Regions from separate parts of the Homo sapiens genome. Here all the other regions are linked to region 4. Evidence: chromatin loops called from intact Hi-C (ENCODE). Cell type or tissue: heart right ventricle. All regions are shown on one strand. Region 1 has its middle 150 kb from the start of LINC02188. Region 2 has its middle 110 kb from the start of LINC02188. Region 3 overlaps LOC101928682 (a long non-coding RNA gene). Region 4 overlaps FOXC2-AS1 (FOXC2 antisense RNA 1). Region 5 has its middle 19 kb from the start of C16orf95. Region 6 has its middle 110 kb from the start of C16orf95.

The links. A loop is a pair of places that touch in the nucleus more often than their neighbours do. Peaks named below come from ENCODE experiments on the same cell type or tissue, not always from the same donor. Only the 100,000 strongest peaks of a DNase experiment are listed, where the experiment ranks them.
Region 1: it touches region 4 in a loop (2.8-fold over the local background); 21 of 110 quality-filtered maps call a loop at or near these places.
Region 2: it touches region 4 in a loop (4-fold over the local background); 23 of 110 quality-filtered maps call a loop at or near these places.
Region 3: a loop joins it to region 4, with 25 times the contacts of the local background. A loop is called at or near these places in 102 of 110 quality-filtered maps.
Region 5: it touches region 4 in a loop (6-fold over the local background); 37 of 110 quality-filtered maps call a loop at or near these places.
Region 6: it touches region 4 in a loop (4-fold over the local background); 16 of 110 quality-filtered maps call a loop at or near these places.

What each region holds. Positions count from the first base shown.
Region 1 is chr16:86,872,369-86,876,368 of GRCh38, forward strand. No RefSeq gene overlaps it. Among named protein-coding and RNA genes, the nearest start is that of LINC02188, 150 kb to the left of the region's middle. In heart right ventricle, a CTCF peak has its summit at 1,970; no DNase peak of the experiment used is centred here.
Region 2 is chr16:86,832,380-86,836,379 of GRCh38, forward strand. No RefSeq gene overlaps it. Among named protein-coding and RNA genes, the nearest start is that of LINC02188, 110 kb to the left of the region's middle. In heart right ventricle, a CTCF peak has its summit at 2,428; no DNase peak of the experiment used is centred here.
Region 3 is chr16:87,276,314-87,280,313 of GRCh38, forward strand. The region is part of intron 3 of LOC101928682 (a long non-coding RNA gene); the gene reads right to left. Among named protein-coding and RNA genes, the nearest start is that of C16orf95, 39 kb to the right of the region's middle. RefSeq lists an enhancer at 2,730-3,235. In heart right ventricle, CTCF peaks have their summits at 2,490 (motif pointing left) and 2,694; DNase peaks (open chromatin) are centred at 1,379 and 2,488.
Region 4 is chr16:86,561,998-86,565,997 of GRCh38, forward strand. It overlaps FOXC2-AS1 (FOXC2 antisense RNA 1), which reads right to left. Exons shown (of 2, transcript NR_125795.1): 2 at 3,148-3,321. Among named protein-coding and RNA genes, the nearest start is that of FOXC2, 2.8 kb to the right of the region's middle. In heart right ventricle, a CTCF peak has its summit at 1,978 (motif pointing right); a DNase peak (open chromatin) is centred at 1,974; H3K4me3 peaks cover 1,263 bases; H3K27ac peaks cover 1,278 bases; H3K27me3 peaks cover 3,093 bases.
Region 5 is chr16:87,295,955-87,299,954 of GRCh38, forward strand. No RefSeq gene overlaps it. Among named protein-coding and RNA genes, the nearest start is that of C16orf95, 19 kb to the right of the region's middle. RefSeq lists enhancers at 1-790, 791-1,777. In heart right ventricle, a CTCF peak has its summit at 2,153 (motif pointing left); a DNase peak (open chromatin) is centred at 2,167.
Region 6 is chr16:87,201,552-87,205,551 of GRCh38, forward strand. No RefSeq gene overlaps it. Among named protein-coding and RNA genes, the nearest start is that of C16orf95, 110 kb to the right of the region's middle. In heart right ventricle, a CTCF peak has its summit at 1,809 (motif pointing right); a DNase peak (open chromatin) is centred at 1,810; H3K27ac peaks cover 745 bases.

The sequences.
Region 1 (4,000 bases), 310 kb after region 4:
CCTGAAAGCATGGGAGGGGAAAACGTGATGAGAATCTGTGGCCCACTGTCTCCCTCCTCGTCTCCCTCACCCACTCTGCCCCTCTGGAAAGTGCTTCTCTCTGAGTTCTGGTCCCTGCTCGGCTGACCACGGAGGAGTGGGAGCTGGCACTGGCATCTGTGCATAGCCCGTATTGACACAGAAATGGCTGCATGGGAAGAAATTGGCCAGGCTTTCCAAAAACTGGGATGCAATTTCCCCCAACACGTTTTGGGGAACTTTGAACCCTGTCCCTGAGAAGATCTGGAGAGCAGGAGAGGTAGTCCAGGCCACACATGTCTGCTCCGGGCTTGGTTTTGGCCGGGAGTGGGGACAATCAAGGTCAGCTGGTGTCTGAGATTGAGGGAGCACTTCGGTGTGGCCTGGTGTGGCACTCAGGGCCTGCTACCCCTGAGTGTGTGGCCTCAGGCAAGTGGCTTGCCCTCTCTGGGCCTTAGATTTCCTGTTATAAAGTGAGAGATTTGGATAAGCTTGGGAGCTCAGAAACCACTTAGCCATAGACCCCTGCTCACCGAGTACCATCAGAAGCCCATCCTCACACATTGTCAGTGGGTGTCAGCATGGGTCTTCAGGAAGGAATGCCACGATGGAGTCAGGAATGTGAGCTATGTATTAGGGAGGTGGTGCTAGTGCACTGCAGAAAATGGAAGGGGAGCTGGAGGGCGCGGGCGAGCCTTCAGATTGCAATGCTGGTCCGACACCCGTGAGAGGAGAGGGGAAGGAAGGAGCATGCAGTAGCAAGAGCCTCAGCCTGCAGTGCATCTCAGAGGATGTCTCAGCCATGCTGACCGAGAGCCCCAGACTGAAGGTGCCCCATAGAGGATGCCCCTGCTAGGCAGAAATGGAGGGGCCCTGTGCTTCTGCCATGCTTGACCATTAGCTGCCCTGGAGACATGGGGCCTTGGCTGGAGAGCAGAGGTAGAGCCAGAGGGCACTGGAAGCTGGAGGCACCAGCCACCCTCACCCCACAGCAGGGTTTCTCCTGACATGAGGGACATCTGAGCCATGTACCCCATGGGCTCTTGCCACAAGAATGTCAAATCGGTCAACTTCTTTCAAAAGTGTTTGGACAGTATTTGCCAAAAACTTAAAAACAGAAGATTCTGCCAAATAAATTCCACTTCTAGGGATTTATCCAATGGATCAATTCATGCCTCTGTACAAAGAGATAAACATTTTGTTACACCCTTGTTTGTAGTAACAAAAGATTGGAAACAACCAAAATGCCCAGTATTAGAAGACAGATTAAATAAGTCATGGTATGTCCACATACTGGAATACCACGTCCCCACACTGGGGTACCATGTCCACACACTGGAGTACCATGTCCACACACTGGAGTACTACGTCCTATGCTGCCATGGTAAATAAAAAGGATGAGGCACCACCAAGCATACGGACAGGAATGAATTCCAGGTGAATTGCTGAGGAAAAGGGCAAAGCATTGGAGGCATCAATAGCAGGCTACCACTGAGTAAGGAAAGTGTGTCTTTTCTTTGCATCTGCTCAGATACAGAAAGAAAACATCAGAAGGACCCCTGAGACACTCACTCAGTGCTCTGGGGAGGGACTGGGAACTGGACTCCAGGGAAGAATTACTTTCCATTCATTGCCCTTCTGCTCCATTGACACTGCTGTTATGTTTAACACACCTGTAGCTTGTTTTTTAAAATCCTCATGCAGATGCTCAGCCTTTAAATCAACATCTGAATCTGATACCTTGGTGCCCCCTTATAGTAATTGTTGGTGCCCCCTCTTCATCCCCTGATGTGCCTCACAAAAGACCATTTACTGTGAATCCCTGTGGCTCTAACAGAATCAGCCCACTGCCAGTAGCAGACAGAGGATTTGATGTATAAATATCCCAGCTCCCTCACTCATTCACTGAGATAACTGAGGCCAGCTCTACGCTGACCCCCAGAGGTCCACAGTGGTACTGAACCCCAGGTGCCCGGGGCAGTGGCTGCCTATGAACTAAAGCTCTGCTGCTGTTCCCCTTCCCTGTCCTGCCTCCCCACTCCCTTGGGGGTTTCCTTGGGTCACCTCCCAAATAAACAGCTTGCCCATGACTCCTTGTCTCTGGGTATGCTTCTGAGGAGCCCAAACTAAGACCCAACAGAGGCCACCAAACTCCCAGGAATTCTGCGATAGCACAAAGCCCAGCCTGAAGAACACTGGGCTGGAAATTGATTTCCTCTAAGGCCTTTTCCAGTTCCGACCTCCCGTGCCACCAGGCAGATTGTCTCTTTTCTGGATAGTTTCTAACTAACACCAGGATTATGGTTAAGTGCAAAGAGAAGTGTATGAGACACAGATGAGTCTCTTACATAAAATAAATGAAGTAGAAGGACTTCCAGGGCCCAGCGGCCCCAAGTAAGCCTGTTCTCTGGAGAACTGGACGTAGAAAGGGGGGGTCCCCACATTATTGGAACCCTGAGCCCTGCAGGTGCTGCTTGGTCAGCAGCCAGGCTTAGGAGCGGGAGGCGGCAGAGTCCTATGCGTGTTGAAAAGTAAAGGTGCCAACAATATTCAGACCCATAGAAGATTCCTCCTCTCTGTTGTGGGGTAAATTATGTCCCCTCAAAAAGATATGATGGTATCCTGACTCTGGATCCTCAGAATGTGACCTAATTTGACAACAGTCTTTGCAGAGGTGATCAAGTTAAAATGAGATCAGCAGAGTGGCCCTATTTAATATGGGGCCCTTTTGACTTAATCGGATCAGCATCTTCCTAGCTGTGTGCTTAGGCAGAGGCAGGACTTGAAGAGATACACAGAAATAATCTCCACCCCGCTCTCCTTTCTACCTTACCCCATCCCTATCTCTCCCTTTCTGTTTCTCTTCCTCCCTACCACCCATTCCCACTCCCACCCCACCCCAATTGTATACCATGAGGATTTGAGGAGTAGAATTGCTGGAACCCTAAGACAAGAGTCTGGAACTATGGGACACCCAGCAGAGGCTGAGGAAGAAGCCCATGCCCTGGAAGGCAGAGTGAGGAGACTCAGCAATGATGTTTTGTGGCTTCTTAGAACCCCTGGATCAAGTCTTGCCTGAAGTCAGCACCTCCAAACTGTCCAGTTAGATAAGGTAATAATTTATTTTACTTCAGAAACCAATTCAGGGCTTGTTTTCTATCATCTGAAACTGAATGACTCCCAAGTGAAATAACATTCCGTCTTAGGAAAAAATGAAATAGCCAAACAGAGGGATCGTGGTCATGTTTGATGTTTTCTTCATCCCTAGAGGCCAGGTCTATAGGCACTTTTAAGACCACGTCAGAGAACGATGACTCTCTCCCCACCTCATGAGGGCTTCTTTGGTCAAGGTTAAGAAGGAATCTCATGGGGATGCAAGACGGTGCAGCTGCTGTGAATAACAGTCTAACGGTTCCTTAAACACTTCAACCTAGTTACCCTATGACCCAGCAATTCCACTGCAAGGAATATCCCCAAGAGAAATGAAAACATATGTCCACACAAACACTTAAACACAAATGTCCACAGTAGCATTATTCATAATAGCTAAAAGGTGAAAACAACCCAAATGTCCCTCAAGATAAATGGATACACATGATGTGATCTGTCCATATAATGGATTATTATTTGGCCATAAAAAGGAGGGAAACACTGGCATATGCTGCAACAGGGATGAGCCCGGAGGACGTGATGCTGAGCAACAGAGGCCAGTCACAAAGGACCCAATATTCTACGATCATATATAGAAAAGATTAGATGACAGTTCATATGCTTCCATTTCTATGAAATGTTCAGAAAAGACAAATCCGTAGAGACAGAAAGTAGACTCGTGGTTGACAGGGGCTGGAGGAAAGAGGAATGGAGCTGACTACTGATGGGTACAGGGTTTCTGCTTAGGGTGATGAAAATGTTCTCAGGCTAGCTGGGCTCAGAGGCTCACGCCTGTAATCCTAGCACTCTGCAAGGCCGAGGCAGAAGGATT
Region 2 (4,000 bases), 270 kb after region 4:
TATTTAGGATAGTTAGCTCTTCTCATTGAATTAATCCCTTTTCCATTATGTAATGTCCTTCTTTGTCGTTTTTTATCTTTGTTGGTTTAAAGTCTGTTTTGTCAGAGACTAGGATTGCAACCCCTGCTCTTTTTTTGCTTTCCATTTGCTTAGTAAATTTTCCTCCATCCCTTTATTTTGAGCCTATGTGTGTCTTTGCATGTGAGATAGGTCTCCTGAATACAGCGCACCAATGGGTCTTGACTCTGTCCGATTTGCCAGAAGTAGCTTACCCAAAAGATTCTCTTGCCATTAAAATAAAGGCAGAATTCTATTTAACACATGTAGCAAAATAATGCTGAATGTGAACCTACTAGCCACTGCTGGTCCTGCAAAATTCTTGAACATACTTCACAGGTGCCATCTGGAACTACACCTGTACAAAAATCACCCCGAAAATAGTTTTCAATCAACATACACTTGCGATTATATTAAAAAAAAAAAAAAGAAAGAAAGAAGATCCAAGAACATGCAGCAAAAAGAAGGTATCGTGGGTGTGTGTCTGTCGGGCAATGAATTAGTGAAAATATGTTAATTTGCAGATGTAGTGATATTTGCAGTATTTGTTAGCTTTTCAAAATATGCAATTTGTTATGGTTTCTTTTCTGAATATTCACTTTTGTAACTACTTTTATGTTTATAATTTTGTATTCTTTCCTTAAAGAAAGATCCTCATATTGTATTAAGGCTTGAACCCACAAAACCTGGATCTGGTGGTGGGGGCCAGGAATATACATTTGCAATTTCAGACCAGTCAGAGGTCATATGGGGTAAGACTGAGGTGCCAGTAGTGAGGGCTGCCCAGCTCCAGGCTTGGAAACTCGCATTGGATCCCAGCTGAACCAATGCCACTCTGGGCGGATGCTGTGACCCCGGAGACTTCACAGGCGGTTCACTCATTAATATCACTGGGCTCAGATCTGTGAAACCCACGCCTCCCACACGAAGCTCAGTCTTCCAGCCAAAATAACACACTGTAAGCTCGGGTGTAGTTGAAAGTGAAACCGCGTAGTTTTTAAAGGTTTAAAAGCTCACTTGAAGAAGGGCAAAGGGTCAGGAAAGAAAGAGTTCCATTTACAGAGACTTGGCAAATCTTTCCCAAGGAAGATGCCCCACTTACAACATGTACTTTCCACTCTGTGCACTGCCCCCAGGCTGGGGCCAAGGTGGCTAGTCAGTGTTCTTGTCCACAGTGGTGACGAAGGCTTGGCTTCTGAAGTTTGATCTGGGGAAAGAGGTAAACTTGGGCGTTTCAGAGGTGGAGGGAGGGTTCTGTGAGGGGTCAGGGGAGACAGATATGGAGTACAGTCAGGGGAACCCTGCATTGCATACCTGCAGCTATCACCGCTGGATGGGCCTGAGGGAATGACCTATTCCAAGCGCGTCTCATATGCCAAAGGGAAAAGAAACGAAGGCCGGAGAGTTTATGCCTCTTGCCGGAAGTCCCTGTGAAATGTGTGTGGGGCCAGGGGCGACAAGCATTGACTGGAAATCCGCCTTTTAACAGGAGCCTTATTCAGATTGACAAGTAGTTGGCATTCAGATTTTCCCATCTGAGCTCATGGCCGCAGTTCCTAAAAGGCTGTTTGAGGGTCCCCTGTCAACATTTCAGATTTGAAGGCACCACTTTAAGGGCCTTTATCATTATCCACAACAGCAGCAGCAGCATGAGTAGCATTAGGAATGCGTTTCCTCCTGTGCTTTGAGGCTTACGTAGGTCTTTCTTCTGCATCGTTTCATGAAATTCTCACAAGAACACTATGAGGTAGGTGTCAGATGTCCATTTTACAGGACAGAAAAGAGATTAAAAAAAAGAGAGAGAGAGAGGAAAAAGGGCTTTATTCAAAGCCAAGTCAGTTCATATGGGCAGAGCCAGGACTTGAACGCAGGCCCCACAGTCTTAACTCCAATATTTTCAGCTGCCTTGGGAACTTCTTGGAAGAGCCCATTCCATTTTCCTGCCATAACATCATGGAATGATGGGACGGGTGTGGGTGCTGTGGGTCCCAGTGACGCTGTCTCCCAACTGCCTCCAACAGGTGCTGCCAGGACACGACTCAATGTCTGGGTCGGGTGGACAGGAACGTGCTGTGGGCCCCGGCCCTTTGCTGTAAGCCTTCGCAGGTGCCGTTCATTCTGCCCGGGACGCGTCTCTGGCCTTTCTGAACGGGTGTTGCCTCCTCAGGAGCCCAGCTGACTCGTCTCACTGACTCCCCCTGCAGCCCTCTCCACCATCTGGAATTAGCTCCCCTGTATCTTCCACTGCTTCCTCGACATCTGACTCACTGCAGTGGGTTCTAAGCTGCAGGAGGACAAGGGCCTTATTCCTCTGCTCACCAGTCTGCCCTCAGCAGCCACCGCTGGCACTCAGTGTGTTTTCAATAATCGTGTGTGGCTGAGATGCAGGCGGGAAGCAGAAGGAAGCCTTGTCTGCCACCATCAGGCCGTGTTGTAAGTGCAGGTGGCCCTGGGCTGCAAGTTTTCAACGGGGACATTAATCCCAAAGCGACGTCCTCGAGCATCCTTCTATTCTGCAGCACTGCACTGTGCTACGAAAGAGCCGGGACAGAAGGCCAGGTTGCAACCCAAGTCCTTCCATTTTTACTGTAGAACCTGGGGCCGAGTGATGAACCATCTTTAAGGCTTGGCCTCCTCATCTGTAAAGTGGGTCTGAGAGCAGTGCCACAGGGCTGCGTAGCCCTGAAGATAGCCCCGGAAGTAGGGTACTGAAATACCTACTCAGGACACCCCAAGGAAGTGCCCAGTCAACACCCAGCCAGAGAACAAACTGGGCAGTGCAAGTAACTCAGCTCTGGAAGGCTCCCCCTAGTATTTTACTAATAACTAACACTTAAACATTGCTGTCAGATCACAAATATTGTAAGCAAACATCACTCTGCCGTTGCTTGCACAATGAATGAGTGCAAGGCTGGCGATTTGGGGAGCCCATCTCAGTCATCAGTTCTCTCCCTGCAGGGACATTGTTTCACATGGCAGGGTTGTCACCTCAAATGCCTTCAAGAGCATGCAGGTACCCAAAGGAAGGAGGCAGCAGGGGTTAGGTATGACCTTGCTCCCAACCAAGGACACCAAAAAATTGAAAACACAGTGGTCACTCAATAAAATCTATCTCCAGGTCATCCTACAGGCTAGCACTTTGCAACTCTGATACATTGCATGGGGACACTTGATTACTGGTGACAATTCCAAATGAGATTATTTCAGGTCCCCAAACCCTTATTTGAAACCCCTGGGGCCAGATGCATGCATAATTCAGAAGTGTCATGGGTCGTGGAAGGTAACATGGTGCACAGACCCCACATAATATAACTCCCCACAGGGTTTGGGGCAGCCTTTCACGAACAGTTCTGCAGGGAGTGTTTCAGCATTCAAGCTAAGAGGGAGAAACTGAGATTAAAGACAGTCTCACGCATGTTCAGGGTAGCAAGTTTCGCTGCCAGTTGAGCTTTTATTATTTTTTTATTAGATTTTCACGTTTGGGATATTGGAATTGCTGAAAAGAGATTGTGGATCTGTGAGGCCAGGTTCTTAGTCTCTCAGGCAGACCCTGATGCACCGGCTGCCTCTAGTGTCCCTCTGTCCGTTTCCCCGTGGCCTGGGGAAGAGGCTCCCTTGTCCTCCCGTGTCCAGTGCCACGCCACCTCCTCTGTTCTTCTTCCCTCATCAGTGGCCTTCCCATCCAGGCTTCTGAGAGCTGCGGAGATTTTTTCCTCTCTGCATATCTTGCAGTGTTCAGACTCTCAGCGCCAAGGCCAGTTTAGCTGCTAATTGAGCGGAACAGCACCAGATGAGCCAACTGATATTTGATGAGCAAAGGCGGATTCCACGCTGGATCACCAGTGAGCCACGGTGATGGGGGCTAGACTTGCGTCCGATGAGCAAAGGCGGGTTCCACGCTGGATCACCAGTGAGCCACGGTGATGGGGGCTAGACTTGCGTC
Region 3 (4,000 bases), 710 kb after region 4:
GACAGTCATCTTGCCCTGTGTCACCTCGAAGCATTTAAATCCTGCTCCCACCAGCAAGATCCCTCCTGCCCTCCATATGGACGCATGGGGGCAGCCACACCATCCCTGGGTCCTGAGCCCAGACAACCCTGGCACTGTCCCCACCATAGTGAATTAACCCTGGCCATGGCTGATGCTGGCTCTCTACAGAAAGCCAAATGCCAGCGTGCAGGGAATCAGCCCAGGAGGAGACTCTGTGTGTGTTCAGAGTCAAAGAGCCCCTTAGAATGGCAGGCACTGTTCGCTGATGTGCATTCTGGGGTAAATGACAAGGAGACCGTAAGTCACAGTGCCCCCAGGGCTCCCTGTGTTTATTTACTGAGTTCAGCCAACAGCCTCCGAAGTGATTTAGACGGCCCTCCAGATAAAACTCTGGGAGATTCAAAAGGAGCTTTTACAAACTTAACCTTGCCTGGGTGGTGGGCGCAGGCGGGCGGGAGAAAGCACAGAGGAGGCATCGGAAGGGGCCTGGGGCCTAAGACCACCTCCCGTGACCGCCTCTGAAGTCTAGGGGTGGTTCTTTGAGCATAAGACTGAGGTGTCCGAGGGACAGAGGTACCCTAGGCCCCAGGCCCAGGAACCCAGAGCAAAAACAGCTCCGCAAGTCGCCTGCCCAAGCATGAAGCTGCAGAGAGCATCGGAGGAAAAGAAAAAACACCCAGGCCTTGAGACCAGAGGGAGAAACCATGAAGCAATGGCCGGGTGCGGCAGCTCACACCCATAATCCCAGCACTTCGGGAAGCTGAGGCCAGAGAATTGTTTGAGGCCAGCAGGTTGAGGTTGCAGCGAGCTGTGACTTCACCACTGCATTCCAGCCTGGGTAACAGAGCAAGACTCCATCGCCAAAAAAAAATAAAAATGAAAAGAAAGGAGCAGAAGGCCGGGCATGGTGGCTCACGCCTATAATCCCAGCACTTTGGGAGGCTGAGGCAGGCAGATCGTTTGAGGTCAGGAGTTTGAGACCAGCCTGGCCAACATGGCGAAACCCTTTCTCTACTAAAAATACAAAAATTAGCTGGGCATCGTGGCAGGCACCTGTAATCCCAGCTACTCGGGAGGCTGAGGCAGGAGAATTGCTTGAACCTGGGAGGCAGAGGTTGCAGTGAGCCAAGATCGCGCCATTGCATTCCAGCCTAGGCAACAGAGAAAGACCCCATCTCAAAAAAAAAAAAAAAAAAAAAAAAAAAAAAAAAAAAAGGAGCAGGAAGAGAAGAGACATAAATAGTAGATTTGCTGAATCTGAGGATTCTTTCCCTTTCTGCACTTTCAGGCTGAGATCTCTGAGCTCTGAGAAAAGCCACTTGGAACCTCGCCAGTGGCCTCCACCCTTTTTCAGAGGAGAGCAAACACTGGCGCAGCCTGCACTTGTCCCTCCTTGTCAGGGATTTCTTTGCCCTGGCTTAAAGAACACCCCAGCCTGCACTAATGGGCCTAGGGCGATGCCCACACTTGCAGGGACCCACCACACACCGCCTGTCCTCCTCCTCCAGGCTGCCCCGCAGCCCTTCAGCCATGCAGGATGCTTTCCTGCCTCCACACCTCCACCTAGGCTGTTCCCTCTGTCAAATGCCCTTCCCACACGACTTCCCCCTAAGAAATCCTAATTGTCCCTTAACACTCAGCTCAAAAGTCATTTCCTCCAACGCACCTGGGACAGAAGAGACCACACTCTGCCCACGTTCCCCAGAAACTCCAGAGGGAGCAGGACACGCTTACCCCTGTGAGTCTGAGAGGCGGGGTTGGGTGTTCATCTGTGTGCACTTGGTCCCTGAACACGGCAGGTGCTCCATAAATGTCAGGCCCACTCCCCTAGACATCAAGAGGGCTGCATCCTCCAACAAAGCCCCTCTCAGTGACAAGCGTATCTCAGAGCCCCCACAGTCTCTGACCATAGCAACAGGACCAACATCCCAGTCGAAGCAGGGGTGTCCCAGGCAGCAGGCCAGGACCACGCCGCATGTTCACAGGCTCAGTTATAGCCGTCGACCACGCCACGGCGCCCAACCACGCCACGGAGCCCGACCACGCCTCGACCATGCCACGGCGCCTGAACTTTTATCTCCATTTCTCAGGTGAGGACCTGAGGCTCGGGTGGCCCCGTCACTTTCCTAGGGGCATTGGGCAAGAGGCAGGGACTGTGCACAGCCCAGAGCTGCCGTCTCCGTCTCTCAGAAAAGCAGCCCTGAGTCTCAGCCCTGCCATCCTTTCCCACAGGATTTCCAGGCAGGGCTCAAAGAAGTCCCTTCCTCACTCTAAGACGGGTCCTCAAAGCTCGGATGCAGGACCTGAATAGAGGCCTGCGCTCATTGATTTGATTTGATTTTTCCTTCTAGATAACTGGCTCAAATACCTATTGTTTTCCCTTGATCTTAAGGCAGCATTTTCAGGACAAGCAGGAGAGTCTCTACTTGCCTTCACCTCGGGCCATAAACCAGGGGACAGCACCACCTCCTGGCCGGCAGAGATGTGGCGCCCGCTTGGTGTCCGGCTTGCAGAACCCAGCAGCCGCCTCGGACGTCCTGAGCTGCCAGCCTCTCCAGTCCCAGTTAGCAGAGGAAGTCAATAGGGCACGAGTACCTCGTGCTCGTAAGGAAAGCAGGGTGGGCTGGCCTCACTGGGCTCGGGCAGCAGTGCGAGAGTGCAGGTGCTGCACCGTCAAAGGACAGGCACCACCAGCCTGGCCCATGAGCCAGAGGATGCGGGCTTCCTGCAGCTGGGAGCAAGGAGCACCTTGGAGAGGAGCCCAGGGGAGCTCCAGGAGGAGGATGACCGAGCCAAGGGAGCCCCGTCCATAAGCAAGATTGGGGGGCCACAGGGGAAGAAATTAGAGGTGCAGGGCAGACAAAATCAGAAGCCACAGTCGCTCAGTGCCCTGGGTATGACCTGGCACCGGGACACACCTAGCCAATACGTCCTAAAGAGAAACAGGAGGAGTTGTCAGCAAGGAGGCGTGTGTGCCGGCCGCGCGTGACAGTGTGTGTGTGCTGGGGAAAGACACGGATGAGGTAGGCAGGGGCTGCTGCCCGGAGCTTCCACGGGGTGGGAGAGAGAGCAGGAAGGACACGCAGAAGCACACAGATGATGGGGATGCATCATTTGTTCAATTAAATTTCCAAGCAAATCTCTCCCTGGCACTTCCGATAAATACTGCTGAAGGGCAAGCTAGCGTCCCCCGGAGGTAGAGGTCACTTGAACCTTTCATTCATTCACTAACCTGCTCACTCATTCATTCAGTAAATGTGAACTGCACTTCTGTGCCAGGCCAGGTGTTGCAGTAAGCACTTTATCCGCATCATTGTGTCATTAGATTTGTTTTTTTTTTAGGAGTCTTGCTCTGTCACCCAGGCTGCAGTGCAATGGTGCAATCTCAGCTCACTGCAACCTCCACCTCCTGCGTTCAAGCAATTTTCCTGTCTCAGCCTCCCGAGCAGCTGGGATTACAGGTGCACACCACCACACCTGGCTAATTTTTGTATTTTTAGTAGAGATGGGGTTTCACCATATTGGTCAGGCTGCTCTCGAACTCCTGACCTCAGATGATCCATCCGCCTCAGCCTCCCAAAGTACTGGGATTACAGGCGTGAGCCACCATGCCCAGCCTGTGTTATTAGATCTTCAGCATAACCGCCATGCAATAGGAATGAGATATGAAAAATTGTGTCCCAGATAAGTTAGTTAACTTATCCAAAGTTACACAGCTTCTGAGTAGCAGAGCTGGAATTTGAGCCAAGGTTCAGCCCCAAAGCCAAGATATTAATTGTGCTAAGTTCCATGGTGGCCCTTCACGCAGAAGGTATTTACTGAGCTCCTGTCATGGGGCAGGCAGTTGAGCCAGGCTCAGGGGCTACACCAGGGACCAGAACAGAGCTGCACCTGCTCACACCAAGCAGATGGGCAGAGGTAAGTCGTGGATGCACAAACCAGCAAGAGAAGAGGCACCAAGCAGAGCTGCCTCCACCCC
Region 4 (4,000 bases):
ACATTTCTTTTCAAATTTTCACAGTAACAAAAGTGTTTTACTCCCATTTTTTATTTTGAAAAATTTCAAATTTACAGAATTGCAAGAACAATACAATCAATACCCAGGCACCACGGGTTCAACAACTGTTCTCATCTTACTACCTTTGCACGACCTTCTGCCCTCCTTCTCCCCTCTGACCCCACCTTGGTTGAATCTTTTGAATCTTCTCCTTCTTCTTCTTCTTTTTGAGACAGGGTCTTGCTCTGTCACCCAGGCAGGAATGTAGTGGTGCAATCATGGCTTACTGCAGCCTCAACCTCCCAGGCCCAAGTAATTCTCTGCCTCTGCCTCCCACATAGCTGGCACTACAGGTGCTCAGCACCACACCCGGCTTTTTTTTTTTTTTTTTTTTTTTTGTATTTTTTATAGAGATAGGGTCTCACTGTGTTGCCCAGGCTGGTCTTGAAACCCTGAGCTCAAGCGATCCTCCCACCTCAGCCTCCCAAACTGCTGGGATTACAGGCATGAGCCACCATGCCCGGCAGGGTGAATTTTTTAAAGGTTGCAGAGATGATGAATATCAGCCCCAAACATTTTGACACGTACCTTCTAAAAGCAAGGACATGCTCTTACTTGACCATGTATAATTATCGCACGCAAGAATCTTACCCTTGATTCAAGGTTATTATCTCATACACATCCCAGATGCAAATCTTCCCAAGTCTCCTCAAACCTGTCCTTGGTTGCTGTTTAAAATATCCCAGCACTTTGGGAGGCCGAGGCGGGCGAATCACGAGGTCAGGAGATCCAGACCATCCTGGCTAACACGGTGAAACCCCGTCTCTACTAAAAATACAAAAAATTAGCCGGGTGTGGTGGCGCACGCCTGTAGTCCCAGCTACTCGGGAGGCTGAGGCAGGAGAATGGCGTGAACCCGGGAGGCGGAGCCTGCAGTGAGCGGAGATCGTGCCACTGCACTCCAGCGTGGGCGACAGAGCAAGACTCCGTCTCAACAACAACAGGAAAAAAAGAAAAAAGAAAAAAAAATTTCTTCCGCCTAGGATTGAGGGTTGCGTTTACTTGTTGAGTTTCTTTAATCCTTGTGACCAACAGCAGTTCTCACTACCCACCCGCTTCTGTAGTCCTTTCTGGCCCTGCCCTTTGTCGATGGCGCAGCATGGCTTTCACTCACCGGAAAACTCACACACAGTAAAATGAGCTTGAACTGAGTTTTAGAAAAGACACTTTTTTTGTCCCACAAAAGTTTAGAAGCCGGATTACAATGGATTTTTAGGAGGTGGCGCCGACTTTGTGTAACCCAAGGGCTCCTCGGTTCTCAGGCAGCTTCTGGAAGCCTGGGACTCCTCTGCCACCCGATCCCTTTCCTCAAAACCAAGGCACCTCGTGACCCCAGAAAAGAAATGTTTGAAGGATATTGAAATGAATGAATGGGAAATAGTGAGACAAGAAACAAAACTCCTTTCACTTGTCCCCTCTTTGAGTTCTCTGTTGTACCTCAAAAGTAGAAGTGGCTGCTGCCCAGTTTCAAAGTCTGCCTCTTGTTCAAGCCAACCCTCTAAACACACGACCAGCACAAACAGCTTTCTGATGAATTCCCTGAAGCTCACGCCACACCTCGGGCAGAAAGACAGCTGCAGCGGGAAAACATGGACGAGGCAATTTGTTCAACAACTCCGGGGGAAGAAAATGCAGACTTCTAGCCACCTAAGAGGCATAGATTTTATTTGGGGAAAACCCCAGCAAGTTTCCCTAGAGAAAATTTCTTGCTCCCCGAGCAGTTTCAAAGACATTTTTGTTTCCCAACAGATCATGTTCTTGACACGTTGCGAAGTTACGGGAAATGTTTTTTAATCGACGCGATGCAGTTTATCTCCTTTCTCTGCTTTTACAGATTTCTGAAGGCTCCATTCCAGCCGTGCAATGCCCAGGAGTATCCACAAGGTGTCAGCACCTTCATGATAAGCAGGGCGGGCCGGGCGGTCTTTTTCTTTTTCCTTTTCTCGTAGTAGTTCCCTGGTTGGCCTCAAGATGACGCCAACACCCACGGAGTCCGCCCAGCCGCTCCAGGTGCAGCGGCCACGGGCCGGGAGGAGCGCAGCGCGGTGGGGGCGGAAGGCGAATTAAATACCTTTAGGCTTTATCGCCGCTTATTATTCCAGGAACACGCGAGGCCCTCTGGGACCCGATTCCGCGTTCGGCTCACTGACTTACAAGGTCAAGAAGGGGGAAAATCAGCCAGAAAGTAGCAGCCCCCCATCCGAAATACCCTGGCAGGTTAAAGAAAAGCTGGGAAATACGGTTTTTGCAAAGTCCAGGTGTATGGAAGGCGTTGTTTTAATAACCTGAACAAACATCTTTCCCGGAGTCCCACTGAGCAAACAAGAAACCTAATTCCAGGGGTAAAGGGAAGTGTCTCTCTCACCTTTTCTGTCTTGATGAGACGAATTTCTTTCCCCTCCCCTTTTCCTTTCTTTGGGGCGGGGGAGGGTGGATAATATATTGGGCGACTCGATTTAGGTGTTTGTTTGTTTGTTTGTTTGTTTCCCCAGATGACATTGGTTTAAACCGGGACACCCTTGTGAATACAAACGTAGGCAGCAACTGCCATTTTGGAATTTATTTTTTCATAGTCCTTAGCTATTTTAGGTTTTGCTGTGATAAAGCTGTTTCTCTCTCTCTCTCTCTCTCACACACACACACACACCCCTCGTAAAAGCAGAGTAAATAATATTCCTCCAGGAAGCCTACAGGCTGAGGAGTGTTTCTTGATCAATAGTTTGCATTTCCAGTAAAATCGTGACACGAACTCAGTGTGCCTGTCATGCGCTGCAGGAGAAGGGCACTTTTTGCTAGTCCTTTTTTTTTTTTAAGCTAGATGCGGAAATACTAGCTTATTAAAAATAATAAAGTCATGGTGGGAGTTTAGGGTTGGGGCAGAAAGCTCAAATCATTTGCCTGTGAGCTGAGAACTGGGCAGCTTTATTTTACTTTGTTTCAAAGAAAGAAGAAAAAGGATCAGGTTAGAAAAAGAGCCCAGAATACTCATAAAAACAATGTTTCAGAAGTGGAATATTCAAGGTAAAGGAACCTGATTTGTAGCTTCCCTTTGGCTTTGAATTGATCAGGAGACAAAGATAATGCATCTACATTTTCGTCTTCTGTTCTTTTATTGGAAATAAGTGGCACGCCCCATTGCCTTCTAGTCGCCTCCCCGAAGCGAAGAGGCCGAAGCGAAGAGGCCTGGTGGGTTGTCTCAACATCCTTTTGCTGAGAATCGAATACGCAGCCGATGAACAGCCAGGAAGGGTGCAAGGAAACCTGAAATACAAATGTTCTCCCTGAAGCCCTCTTCCCTGCCCAACCAGACCAGCAACTTCCAAAATTCTGCCCGTGTTTAGCCTTGTTAAAGGGGTGTCTCACTCCTTCAGGGAAAGTGGGAAAAGGGGATCTGATTATTGAGGTGTGGAAGGAATAAATAATCAGTCCACAAATAAACAAACTGTCCGGGATTCCTAGAGGGAAGGAGAAATCCTTGAAGGAGATCCAAGTCGCTCCAGGTCTGCCTGCCGAATAATATCATCCCGAAGGGATCTTGAACCGTTTGCAATCAACCGCTCACCCAGTCTTCCCACGGAGCGCGCTCCCTAACTCACCCTACCCACCCAACAAAACAAAAAAAAGGCTGAAATATAGAAAAGCAACTTGGAGGCTCCCAGGGGGACGTTGCCAGGAGCAGGAGGCAGGGACAGCGCCCTAGGGTCGGTGTTAGCGGCCGGCGCCGGCCTGGGCCACGGGAAACGTCCACGCTTGGTGCCCGCGGTGCGCGGCGCTCATTGCGCGCGCCTTCGAGCCAAGCCCCCGCGGAAAACAGGCTCGGGTTTCTCCTCGCAGGGCCCAGGAACTCGGCTCTGCCTGGCCCGGGTGGGTCGCTGCATTGTCCCGGTCTTCTGGGAGTGCGGGGTCAGCTTGTTAGAGGGAATTTCTACCTGGGAAAAGG
Region 5 (4,000 bases), 730 kb after region 4:
CTTTAGGTCAACTACAAGTTTACAGGAAACACGGAGCAGAGAAGAGGGAAAATGCAAGGTGGTTAGATTTTTTTTTAAACTTTGCCCCTTTTAAAAATTTCAGATTCATATACCTGTTTTTATAGGCAGAACGGTTTCTGGGAGGAAGGAGAGAAGGTAGGATAAAGGGCAGTGGGTGGAGGACCTTGCTCAGACAGAGAGCAGAGGTCAGCTGGGGGTGCAGGGTGGAGGCTGAGGCTCCTGAAGCTCACGTGGGCAAGGAGCTGTGCTTCACAATCACCTCCTAGGGGACTCTGCCTGGCGCTGCAAGCACCCCAGAACCCAGGATCTCCCACTGCCCAGAGCCCATGCTGTCGGCGATGTGAGGGGCGAACCTCAGCAGCCAGGGCAGAGTGGCCGAAGACACACGCGGACACCTGCTCTCCACCACCTCCTGCTCCCCACCTGGGACCAGGGAGCTGGTGTCCTGTGATTTCTGGAATCTCACACCCTGCCAGTGTGCTGGGAAGGACACAATTGCCTGGCTGGTGCTGAGACGACATCCCCACATCTGGAATGCCAAGGTGGCCTCCTCCGGAATGCCGCCCCTTCCACTGCTCATGGGTTGGCCTGAAGGTTTGTTGTTTTAACATAAAAACGGGGCCTCGGCAGGGCACGGTGGCTCACGCCTGTAATCCCAGCACTATGGGAGGCCGAGGCAGGCAGATCACGAGGTCAGGAGATCGAGACCATCCTGGCTAACACGGTGAAACCCCATCTCTACTAAAAATACAAAAAGTTAGCCAGGCATGGTGGCAGGTGCCTGTAGTCCCAGCTACTCAGGAGGCTGAGGCAGGAGAATGGTGTGAAACCAGGAGGCGGAGCTTGCAGTGAGCTGAGATTGCACCACTGCACTCCAGCCTGGGCGACAGAGCGAGACTCCGTCTCAAAAAAAAAAAAAAAAAAAGCGGTGGGGGGGCCTCAAACAGCACTATCTCTCTTGGAAATGACAAAAGTGAAAACAGGAAGCTTCCAAGTGCCCCAGTGGACTCCCAGGGCTCCCAGATCCCCCAGTGCAATGCCCACCAGAGAAAACAGCAGGTATCCAAAATCAACAAGTACTTATGCGGCACCTGTTGTGTGTCAAGCATGGCAAGAGTCCCTGGGACAGCTACAAAAGCTCCATGACACTCAACACCACTGAGCCTCAGCCCAGCCTGGACCAAACATCACTAAGTGATCACAGAGGTTCTTCCTCAAGGGCCTGGTGACCTCAGGGGTCTTTGCTACAGTGCCCAGGCAGCACAACCCATTTGCAATTCCTCTAACGGGGAGGCTTGGAAAGGGTCTCCCCAGAGTGGACAAGTGGAGAGGCAGCACCTGGAACTGGGAGGCCGCCGAAGGAAAGGTGGCCTGGATGGGCTGCAGGAGAGCCAAGGCCAAGTCTCGCATCTGCCACCAGCTTTTGTGGGGCTTGGGACAGGGCATGGCCCTCTCTGGGCCTCACTGTCCCCATCTGCGAATGAGGTGATTGGACCAGTGTCCCCACGGCCCCTCCCAGGCCTCAAGTCTTGGCACATGGGTCACCAGAGAGCTCTCAGAAGGTGGGGCCAGGCACTGCCAGGAGCAGCCCGAGAAGCCACCAAGGCCTGGACTGGGCCAGGCTGGGCAGACTGCAGTGCCTCCACCTGCCATGGCGGCCTGGCTGGGCCAGTGGGACTCCAGCCACATGTGGTTCATGGCTCCTGAACCAGACGGTACAGATCAACTTTTCCACCATCACAGAAAGTTCCACTGGGCAGGGCTGGGCTGTGTGGTCATTACCCAGTTAATGGCCTGGGGCAGAGTGAGGGGAAGAGAGGCAGAGGGGAGGAAAAAGGAAGGGAGCAGGGGAGGAGGAAGGGAGGGCTGTGTGGCTGGGTGGAAGGGAGATGGGGAGGAAGGGACAGAGTGTTTCTCTGGGCTCCTGACTTGAGTCCAGGGTGCAGACAACAGGAGCATCTTCTCCAAAACCCTTTAAACGGTTACCCCACATTTCACCTCCCCTGGCCCCACCAGGTCCAGGAAGTCACAGCTCCCTCTCCCACAAACCATGGGCTGACCTGGGCAACTGAAGCCCCCTCCAGCCCTGGCCTTCTGGGGCTTCTATGCTAAAGTCTCTCAACAGTGCCCTCTTGTGGCTCCTAACGCCAAGTTTCACGACAACGCCTGCAGGCGGAGAGCTGCCTGGGGTCCGTCTATGGAAGCCGTGGTCCCGTGTGGGCTGCAGCAACATTGTCACTGGGTTATTCAGGACATGTGGTGCAGCCTCAGGTACCACTCCCCAAGAGCACACCTGCACAGATGTAGACAACAGAGCCAAATAACCCCACCCACCTGGAACACAGCCACTGCCACCACCACCGAGGTCCAGACACCATCGTCCCCCACCAGGTTTCCTGCTGCAGCCTCCAAGCTGGTTTCCCGTGTCCACTCTTGCCACTCTATTCCATCCAACACTCTTCAGCTGGAGTGGTTTCTCCAAAATGCAGCCTGTGGTCACGGGCTGCTGTGGCCGCTGCCTTGACCTGTCCTCCCTTGCCACTGACACGGCCAGGGGACCCAAGCCTTCATGGCCTTCTCGAATATGCCCTGAACCTGGCTGTGGTGCAGGATTTAGCCACACAAATGTGAAGCCCTGACAGCCTCCCAAAGCCTCCCATGCTCTCTGCCATCCGCTTCATCCTCCAGTGCTCTTGGCTGCCCATGCCACGACCCAGCCACCCTAACTGGATTAAGTGGCCGGAATGCCCCCACCTGTCACCTCCAGACTGTCCACCCCTGCTGTGCCTGTGCCCTGGCACTCTGGTCTCACCTTTCATTGCCAGGTTTCCTGGAATTGTCTTCAGGTCTCTGCTCCGATGGCGCTTCCTCCCTGACTGGTGAGATGGGATCTGCTCACCTTGTCTTATCTTGAGTTCACCCCAAAAGCAGAGCCTGAGGCAAGGATTGAGCGCAAGTGTTTTCTGGGGGAGGTGATGCAGGAAGCCCTGTGAGGGAGTGGGAAGGTGAGGGGAGGAAGGAGAGCTGGGATGAAGGAAATTAGCAAGAAGGTGGCCCCAGTGGGCGGTACGGGCTCAGTCCTGCTGGGAACACGGCCCAGAGTCATCCCCATCGAAGGATGCGGGGGCAGAAGTGCTGACCCACACCTCCCACCCATCATCGGCCAAGGGCTGCTCCTGGGGCATCACGTCCTGTACATCCAGCCTGTCCCTGCAGTGGCTCCCACAGCAAGAACACCCCAGAAAGAGGTTGCTGGTCCTTGTGGCAACGTGGGAATGGTTAGCAGGTCACTGACGGAGCTCCTGGGCCCTCCTTGTGTTCATGTGTGCCTCAGGCAGGATGGCAACGACCCCCACCTGAATTACAATACCCTCGCTGCGCAGTGGCACCCTGGAGGCAGCACATGTCTTCTTATGCTGTCTCCCTGGTGCCAGGCATCCAATAAATATGTGCTGATTGAATAAATGATGTTTAAAGTTGCCCTAGGGCCACTGAAGATGTGCCCCTGGAGAACACGGCTTCCACTCCCTCCACGGTGGCCACTGCAGATACGGATGTGCCCAAGATACACCGAGGCCCTGGCCCGTCACTGTAGCCCTCTTTGTTCTGTATATCTGAGACTCCCACGTCTTTCTTCCTTGTCTCTAAGGTGAACCCCCCAGTTCAAGCATCCCAGAGTCTGGTTCCTGTTTGACACTTTTTTTTAGAGAGACAGGGTCTTACTGTGTTGCCCAGGCAGGAGTTGCAGGGGTGTGATCACAGTTCATTGTAGCCTTAAACTCCTGGGCTCAAGAGATCTTCCCACCTCAGACTCCCAAGTAGTTGGGACTAGAGGCATGCACCACTATGCCTGGCTAATTTTTATATTTTTTGTAGAGACAGGGTCTCGCTATGTTACTCAGTCTGGTCTCGAACTCCTGGCCTCAAGTAATCTTCCCCAGCCTCTTGAGTAGCTGGGATTACAGGTGCGAACTACTGT
Region 6 (4,000 bases), 640 kb after region 4:
CACCACATCCAACTAATTTTTGTTTTTTTGGTATAGATGCGGTTTCACCATGTTGGCCAGGCTGGTCTCAAACTCCTGACCTCATGATCCACCCGTCTCGGCCTCCCAAAGTGCTGGGATTATAGGCGTGAGCCACCGGTCCCGGCTCTCATGCTACTTTTAAAAGCTCCTGGCCCCTCAAAACCCATCAGAACCACCCTACCACCCACCTCTGACCTCCAAGCTCCTGCCCCTGCCTGTGTTCTGTTCCCTCACACCCTGTTGCTGGCACTGCCATACCCCTAGTGACTTTTATTCTCCAAGCACACTCAGTTTCATGTAAAACCATGGATTGTAACAGGCACTCCACTCTGTGTTTTATCCTCGCTTCCTTCTTTGGGGAAACTGCCCCTCCCAGCTCCAGCCTTGGGGCACCCACACACCTCAGCACATGATTGGCCCAAAGGGTAGGCATGTGATCTAGGCCAGTCCAATGAGAGTCAGCCCTGGGATTTTCCATCATAGAACAGGACAGACATTCTCTGTCCCTTCCTTGTTTTTACGCAGTAAGTTGGTTAAGATTTTCCTGGATTTTTTTGTATGCTGAGTAATTTTGATTTGTATCCTGGAATTTGGGAGAAATATGAGGAAAATGCTGCAAGGATGAGAGCTCAGAGTGTTCCCTGGCCATAGGCACCCCACCTTATGAAGAAAGCCTCAATGCAACGGAGGGAACAGAATGACAATTCAGAGAGAGGTGGACACCTGTGATGGAGGGGGGAGATGAGGACATGACAGCATTTGCGTTTCCAGATTTAGACTTCCCTGGAACCAGCCATTCCTACGTTTTCCCCGGTTCAGTTAAGTGAGTAAATTAACATTGTTTTACTTAAGCTTTGAATTTAGCAGGCTTCCACCTGCAGCCATAACTGTCCCAACTAAAACAGTGAAGAAGCCATCAGAAGGGCCTGGGATGGAGGATGAGGTGGAGTCAACACTCTCCACCCTCTTCTCCACCGAATGCAGCTGGGATGTCCGACAAGAATGCATGGAGCAGCTGTGTGAGGACTCTGAACTGTAGACCCAGCAGGCAGACTAGAAAAAAAAATTCAGTTTCACTGAACTAGAGCTGAGTCTCCCATTATTTCCCCCAGTATCCCCAGCCTAGACTCAAAGTGACCTCAAAATGAACACAGGTGCCAGGGTCAGAGAAAGAGCGCTTCAGGAGAGGGAAGGGGGACAATGAGGCAAATCTCAGTTTTCTTTTTATTTTCTTCTGTTCTGTTGCACCCCAGTTCTCCAACAATTCCGTGGCTTTACTAATGACAGTGACTACTGCATGGCCCATGGGCTCCTGAAACTCAGAGTGGGCAGAACCTTCCTCTCTGATAAGAAAAATCTGTGTTTCCACGAGATCAGAGTGGACCCCAGGTGTGTGTTCTCTCTCTCTCTCTCTCTCTCTCCCCCTCCCCCTCCCCCTCCCCCTCCCCCCCCCCCTCTCTCTCTCTCTCTCTCTCTCTCTCTCTCTCTCTCTGCTCCCACCTCCTAGTCCCGGACTTGGCCACAGTTATGAGAAGTATGTGGCAAAACAGAATAACTGACAGCTCAGCTTTCTGACTGCACAACCCCAAAAGGAAGCCCCAGGGAGCCTGAAAAATGCCAGGGAGATTGCAGAGAGGGCAGAGATCAGGAAAGAGACAGTTTAAAGTTGTTCATGAATCCTGGGCTCACCCTTAAACTGCACAGGCACGCATTTGACCCTACACAGCAGACCCAAGACATTGAGAACGGAACTCGAGGATAAACCGTCGCCAGGCCCAGGCCTGGCCACTGGGTGGCGCACGCACAGGACAGCTCTGAAGAGCACTGCCCTGCTTTGACGACTGAGTGGCCACTGGGAGCACAGCTCGCAGAGGCTGCTCGGAACCTGTTGCCTGAATCCAACCACCTTGATTGACCACTGAAACCAAACTATCAGCATCCTCCATGGCATTTAAACAAGACCTAGAGCCTCCTAATATAGGATGCAAAATTCCAGGATACAGACCAAAATTACTCAGCATATGAAAATACAGGAAAATCTTAACTTGTACAAGTAAAGATAAGGAACAAATCCCAACAGCAAGATGACACCAGTGTTACAATGATCAGAAAAAGCCAGGCATGGTGGCTCCCGCCTGTAATCCCAGCACTTTGGGAGGCCGAGGTGGGCAGATCACTTGAGGTCAGGAGTATGAGACCAGCCTGGCCAATATGGTGAAACTCTGTCTCTACTAGAAATACAAAAATTAGACAGACATGGTGGCAGGCACCTGTAATCCCAGCTACTCGGGAGGCTGAGGCAGAAGAATAGTTTGAACCCAGGAAGCGGAGGTTGCAGTGAGCCGAGATCACACCACTGCACTCCAGCCTGGGCAACAGAGTGAGACTACGTCTCGAAAAAACAAAAATAAAAATAAAATAATAAAATAATAATAATAATAATAATAATAATAAGGAAGTATCAGAAAAGTCTTCGAAGCAGTTATTATAGAAATACTCCAAGAAGCAAGAGCAAACACTGGTAAAGCAAATGGAAAGATAGAAAGTGTAAGTAAAGAAAGAGAAGATATACAGAAAAACCAAACTGAACTGTTAGAACTAAACAATATGATAATCAAAATTTTAAAAGTCACCAGATGGGCTCAATAACAAAATCAAGATAACAGAGCAATGAGTCATTAAATGTGAGGATAAATTAATAGAAATCGTCCAACCTGAATAACAAAGGGAAAAAGAAGCAAAATTTTAAAACCAGAAAAAAAACAAATGAACAGAGACTGAAGCACCTGTACCAGACGCCTGACGTCCACATCACAGGAATTCTAGATGGAGAAAAAAGAGAATGCAGGGTAGAAAAACATCAGAGGAAAGAAATGTCTCGAATTTGTCAAAAAGCAAAACCTCCAAATTCAAAAAGTTCAGTGAATCCCATAAAAGGGTATACTCAAAGAAACCCATGCCTAGACACATCAGAGTCAAAATGCTGAAAGCAAAGACCAAGAAACAATCCTGAAAGCAGCCAAAGAAAAACAATGTAACAGGAAAATAATGAAGCAAAAATTGATAGGACCAAAAGAAGAAACAGACAAATGATCAATTATAGTTGGAGACTTCAATCTTATTCTCTAGGTAATTCAGAGAACAAATAGGAAGTCAGCAAAGATAAAAATGAACAGAATGGCCCCATCAAGCAACTGGATGTCATTTACATTTACACCACACCAACAACAGCAAAAAAGGAAGAAAAAGAAAAACCTTCTCTTTGAGTACACATAGAACATTCACAAAGGCTGGGCATGGTAGCCCACACCTGTAATTCCAATACTTTTTTTCTTTTGAGACAAAGGCGATAAGGTCTTGTTCTGTCACTCAGGCTGGAGTGCAGTGGCGCAATCTCGGCTCACTGCAGCCTCGACCTCTGGGCTGAAGCAATCATCCTGCCTCAGCCTCCCAAGTAGCTGGGACTACAAGCACACACCAACACATTTGGCTAGTTTTTAAATGTTTTGTAGAGATAGGGGCCTCAGGATTACAGGTGTGAATTACCACACCCAGCCTAATCTCAGTACTTTAGGAGGCCAAGGCAGGAGGATCACTTGAGGCCAGGAGTTTGAGACCAGCCTGGGCAATATAGTGAGATCCTGTCTCTACAAAAAATTTAAAAGTTAGCCAGGTGTGGTAGTGCTTGCTTGTGGTCCCAGCTACTCAGGGGGCTGAAGCAGGAGGGTAGCTTAAGCCCAGGAGATTGAGGCTGCAGTGAGCTATGATCGCACCACTGCACTCCAGCCTGGGCAACAGAGCAAGACCTTATCTCTAAAAAACAAACAAACAAACAAACAAAATTACAAAGCTGTTTTTCTAGTTCATAACACAAAACCTCAACTAATTAAAAAAAATTAAAGTAATTTAAGAGAATTACAGTTGTAATAATACAAAGTATGGTCTCTGATAATAATGAAATTAAAACAGAAGTCAGTTA